Regions from separate parts of the Mus musculus genome. Here region 2 is linked to region 1. The links are chromatin contacts, found by POLR2A ChIA-PET in ENCODE. All regions are on one chromosome and are shown on one strand. Each heading gives the region's core, a stretch centred on a gene start or an enhancer-like site at or near the end of the contact. The rest is flanking DNA. Distances are from core to core; before and after follow the strand shown. Region 1 holds the start of Map1lc3a (microtubule-associated protein 1 light chain 3 alpha). Region 2 holds the start of Pigu (phosphatidylinositol glycan anchor biosynthesis, class U).

Evidence for each region. ChIA-PET counts read pairs that join two places held with the same protein, here RNA polymerase II (POLR2A).
Region 2: POLR2A ChIA-PET joins it to region 1 with 27 read pairs in Patski. The contact joins the promoter of Pigu here to the promoter of Map1lc3a in region 1. POLR2A ChIA-PET finds 5 or more read pairs at or near these places in 2 of 5 experiments (Patski and embryonic stem cell).

Annotation. Positions count from the first base shown.
Region 1 is chr2:155,274,920-155,277,625 of GRCm38, reverse strand. It overlaps Map1lc3a (microtubule-associated protein 1 light chain 3 alpha), which reads right to left and starts at 1,262. Exons shown (of 4, transcript NM_025735.3): 1 at 980-1,262; 2 at 613-668; 3 at 422-528; 4 at 1-151. The coding sequence starts at 1,019.
Region 2 is chr2:155,356,049-155,358,748 of GRCm38, reverse strand. Pigu (phosphatidylinositol glycan anchor biosynthesis, class U) reads left to right here and starts at 1,325. Exons shown (of 12, transcript NM_001004721.1): 1 at 1,325-1,483. The coding sequence starts at 1,354. It overlaps Mir695 (microRNA 695), which reads right to left and starts at 1,932; the gene lies at 1,824-1,932.

The DNA.
Region 1 (2,706 bases), core at 13-2,512:
GGTTTCTTGGGAGGCGTAGACCATGTAGAGGAATCCGTCTTCATCCTTCTCCTGTTCATAGATGTCAGCGATGGGTGTGGAGACGCTCACCATGCTGTGCTGGTTGACCAGCAGGAAGAAGGCCTGCGTGGGGTTGAGTTGCAGGCGGCGCCTGTGGAGGCAGGCAGGCATGCCAGGTGAGGAGGCTGCCTGCTGGAGGCCTAGGTGACCCTCCCAAAATGTTACTGAACCTTCACTTTCGGTCCATCTCAGCCAGAGGCTCTCACCTCTACTGAAGCTCGTCCCAACCCCGACCTTGGTCTTTTCCAGCCTCCTAGAACAGGGGCCCGGTGTCCCAAATCAGTCCCCTCGCCCCACTCCATCCCTTCTTGTGGAACCTGACCCTGCCCCACCCAAGGCCTGTAGGAGGCTGCCCACGCACCGGATGATCTTGACCAACTCGCTCATGTTAACATGGTCTGGGACCAGAAACTTGGTCTTATCCAGGACAGGCAGCTGCTTCTCACCCTTGTAGCGCTCGATGATCACCTGGAGTGGAGTGGGCGGGGGACTCGTAAGCCAAGGGCGGGACCTGGCAGGGCAGGGCGTGGCTGGGGGGTGCTAGAGACTCACCGGGATCTTACTGGGGTGCTGGTCGCGGATCTGCTGCACCTCCTTACAGCGGTCGGCTGCGGACAGAGCTCTGTGTGAGGCCCAGCGGTGCTGAGGCCTCCCGCGACTCCGCCTCGCTGATCCCCGAGGGGCGGCTCCCGGCCCGCCCCGCCCCAGCGCCCGCCCCCGGGGCCGTCGGCCCCGCAGCCCTCCACCGGGGGGACGCGGTAGGGAGGCGGGCGACCCTGCCAGGCCTTGCGGCCTCTCCACCCGGGGTCCGGCCGGCCGGTGCCTGACGTCATGGGGCTGACGTCACCTGCGGCAATCGGGGTCGACTGGCACCCCCATCCCTCGATCCCCGATGGCAGTTCGCCCCCCAGGGCCTCACCGAAGCTGCGCCGCTGCTTGAAAGGCCGGTCGGAGGGCATCGCGCGGGCCCGGCGGGGCGCGCAGCCGGGGCTCCGGGGTGCGCGGCTCAGAGATGCGTCTGCGGTTCGGCGCGCCGGGGGCTCCGGGGCTCGAGCTCAAGGGCTGCGGGGCTCGCGCTGAGCCTGGCGGTGGCGGCTGCGGGAGGTAACTCGCCTGGGTGACGTCAGGTCACAACATTCCTTAAAGGGGAGGCCGGCGCGCCGCTCCCATTGGGCCGACGGAAAACCCGCCTGCCTGGACCTGTGACGCCACGGCGCAGACAGCCCGGATTCCCGGCGCAGGTCGTAAGGAGGCGGAGCTCCAGGGCGCGTCACAGTTCTGTGACGTCACGATGGCAAGCTCCTCTCTTTGGCGCCACAGACTCAGAAGCCAGGCATTTGTCGCCTCCATCCAGTCTCTCGACGCTGCGGAGTAGTTCACCGCACCTTCATCGAGTTTAGCATTCGAGAAGGAAGGTGGAGCGGGGAGAGGATGGAACACCCAGAGTTTTAAAATTTTTAATGTGTCTGTAAGTGTATGCCCGCGGATGCAGAACATAGCATCGGATTTCCTTAGGCTGGAGTTAATCGCACTGCTGGGAATCAAGCTTAGGTCCTCTGAAATAATAGCAAGGGCTCTTAATTGTCGAACCATTGCTCCAGACCCCCCACCCAGGCTTTCAAAGAATTCTGGAACAACCATAGAAAGCATAGATTTCCAGAGTGAGGTTGGTTAATAGGTGGTTTAGATAAAGCAGGAGAGAATCGCTGAATGGGGGGGCTATATCAGAAGTGGTTAACCATGAGATGGAGAACATTCGGAACTGACAACACGCGAAGTCAGATTTTACAGGTAGAGCCCCTTGGTAGGATAGAAAGAAGTATGGTCTGGGAATGTTACCGAGGGTCAGGGTAGGATACTTGCCTAGCAGATGGAAGGCTTAAGTTCAGTATCTCAGGTTTTGCGGGAGGTGGAGGGGATAGAGGGACTGGACGGACACGGAGAGGCGGCCCCTTGAAGAACTTTAAAAATCGATTGAAAGCCAGAATCAATGCCAGATGTAGCTGGCTCTCATTTGTAGTCCTAGCTCTATGGGAGTTTGAGGCAGGAGGATGGGCTAGAGTTGAAGTAAGGAAGAAAAAAGATAAAACAAAAGAATTTACAAAGGACCATTGTTTGAAAAAAAAAGTTAGTTTGTACTTCAGAAACATACAGCTCAAAGGGAAGAAATTTGATGGGAACCAAGTTAACAGATGCACGCTTGAGTAATTCTAAACAACTGCTTATGGACAGAAATGGTAGTGATTGGTACAAAAACAAGCTGCTAAGGTAACAAGAATTCAGCTGAGATTGCCTTAAAGAGGCTGGGTGGCGGTGCCTCCTTAACCCCAGCTCTGTGGGCAGAGACGGGATGGTCTCTTGAGTTCAAGGCCAGCCTGGTCTAGATAGTGAGACCTTGTGTTTTGGGTTTTGTTTTGCTTTTTAAATGTCTTAGGGAGCTGGATTTGTTTGGAAAGATATTATTGTCTGCTTGGTCAGGTAGGGTGCTTGCCCGCAAGCATGAGGATGTGGGTTCAATTTTCGGAATATGTTAGATCCTAGAGGCTCCACCTACAAAGGGATTCAACCAGGCCTTATATCCCATCTCTACCTTCTCCAGGCAGCTCAATGCCTGGTATGTGGCAGCCCCAAATTAGGGTGGGGCGG
Region 2 (2,700 bases), core at 76-2,575, 81 kb before region 1:
TTGTTTCCTGACTCCGAGGCTGTCCCCTCTGCTTGGAAACCATGAGAAGGCATCCTGCCGTTCTCATCTAAAATGTCACCCTGTTCTGTCACCAGCATTCCTCCCTTCCCCATGGATATTCTCAATTATGCATTTTATTTTATTTTATTTTATTTTTCTAAAAATATAGTTTTTCCTTTTTAACTGGGGTACAGTATGATAACCCAATACAGTATACAAGTAATCATAGGGTAACTGACATATGACTTCAAACATTACTGTGCTAGGAAAAATCAAAAACCTCTACTCCCTATTTTGAAGTATTCAATACTTTTTGTTAACCATGGTCATACAATCGATGCACTGTTCCATTTTCTTCATGGATATAAAAATTTCTTGCATAATTAATTATTATAGCTAATTTTAAAGCACCCATGTAGCACTTTTCATACATAACGACTGTTGGCGCTTATCAACGGGCTCTGTTGGCGCTTATCAACGGGCTCTCCAAACCCCTGACTTGTTATGTTTGCTTATCTCTGAGCTGTACACACTCCCACCTGGAGGGATTTCAAGCTACCAACCTGAACTGAGAAAAGCAAAACTGCATCCTACACAGAATTTGCTGCAGTACATGTCCTGGTTATTATTCTCAACTTCACACAATCTAAGGTCATTTTGGAAGAGGAAACCTCAGTTGAAAAATTGCCTTCCATCAGATTGGTCTGTGAGAAATTGTCTTGATTTTGAAAAATTGATTGATGTGAGAGGGCCCAGTTCATTGTCGGAGGAGGAAGCATCCCTGGGCAGGTGTGCTGGTGTTGTGCATGAAAGCTGTTTGAGCATGAGCAGAAGAGAAAGTCTATAAAAGCAGGGTTCTTCCGCGGTTTTAGCCTCAAGCTCCTGCCTTGAGTTCCTGCTCTGACTCCCTCGGTTAAATAACTTGCTGAAGGTCGCAAAGCTAATAATTAACCACTCCAAAGTGTTTCCTCGCCACACAATATAGTGCCTTGAGGATGGTTGGCGCTCAGTAAATACGAGTGTCGCACTTTTTAAAAATATAAAGGTAAACATTTTAACATTAAAATATTCACACGAGTGAAATTATTTCTTTAAATTTTGCTCACGATCTCAGTAAAATAGGTACAATATTTCTTCACTTCTCTTGCTTGATCAGAGGCGTAGTCCAAACCTTTGCAAAAAGTTTGACACATCCCACTTTCCGTCGACTCGCCGCAGGGCTTTCTGGGAATGGTAGTCCTAAAGTCTGTGTGCTCCAGCAACAGCCACGGCACTCGTTCCACGGAGGTACTACAGTGTGGCGCGCAAGTCTTGAGGCTCTTCCGCATTGCCTGCGCGCCCGCCTCAGTTATCATGGCGGCTCCCTTGGCCCTGGTGCTTGTGGTGGCCGTGACCGTGAGGGCGGCCTTGTTTCGCTCCAGTTTGGCCGAGTTCATTTCCGAGAGGGTGGAGGTGGTGTCCCCACTGAGCTCTTGGAAGAGAGGTGAGGCCACTGACTAGAGTAGGGCGGTCGGCGCTCTGCCAGCCTGTGAATTGAATTGGAGGTGGAGGAGGTGGACACAAGCGCACGGTTCTGTGGAGACTGACCCGCGTCTGGGGGTTCTTTTCGAGCTGAGGGCGGAGCTTTGGTGTGGAGGATGGGGTGTGGAGGAGATGTGGAGTGTGAGCCCCACTACCCTAGGGATGGGTATCCGAGGGGGCGTGTCCCAGTATCCCGAGTCAGGCGGCGGGATCCGCGGAAGGATGGATATCCGAGGGTGATGTGTGCATTGGGACTTGTGAAGTGTTAGCTTTTGACAGTGAGATTGCTGGGGGTGTTCCACCGAGTAGCAGATAGCCGAGCCGGTGACCAGGACCAAGGTAACCAGTGCCTTTGTAAGAAAGGCAGCTGTGTACTTCAGTCACCTATGCCCAATCTAGGATTCCTCGTGAAGTTTTTCTTAGTTTGCTTTTTAAATATATGTATGTATGTGTGTGTGTGTGTGTGTGTGTGTGTGTATTAAACCCTATTGCATACTATCGCCTCCAAGAAGACAGAGATTGAGCTGAAGGAGCCACAGGACAGTAGAGGAGACGAACAAGTTTCTATAGTCACTTCCTTAGTGTCTGACCCTGAGTAAACTGCCTTCCCTTTTCCGGAATGAATGAATGAAGGACCAGGTTTGGGAAAAGATTAGAAAAAAGAGGACTTTAAGGTTGCAAAGGATCAAGAAATACCCGAGGTTGTGAAATATTCAGAGCAGAAAAAGATGTGGGTTAGGTTGGGGCTACAGTTTGATTTATTTATTTATTTATTTATTTATTTATTGTCATTATTACTTGTGTGTGTATGGGCGGGGGTTGTGTGTGCTTGTGGTGTGTGTTCAGAAGCCAAAGGAGGATGTCTGGTGTCTTTCTGTATTACTCTACCCTTTATTTCCTAAGATGGGGTCTACTTGAACTTGAAGCTATTTCAATTGGGCTGTATGCCCCCACCCCCGGGGGTTTCTGCCGGTCTCCACTCCTACAATCCTCCCAATGCTGGAGTTACAGGCATCTCAGGCAATGGTTATTTTGGGTCTTTTGACAGGGGTGCTGGGAATTTAGATTCAGATCTTCATGTTTGCACATTGAGTGCTCTTATCCCCTGAACCATCTGTCTAGATCAAGTTTAAGTCTTTAAACAAAACAGAACCTACATACATATATACATACATACAT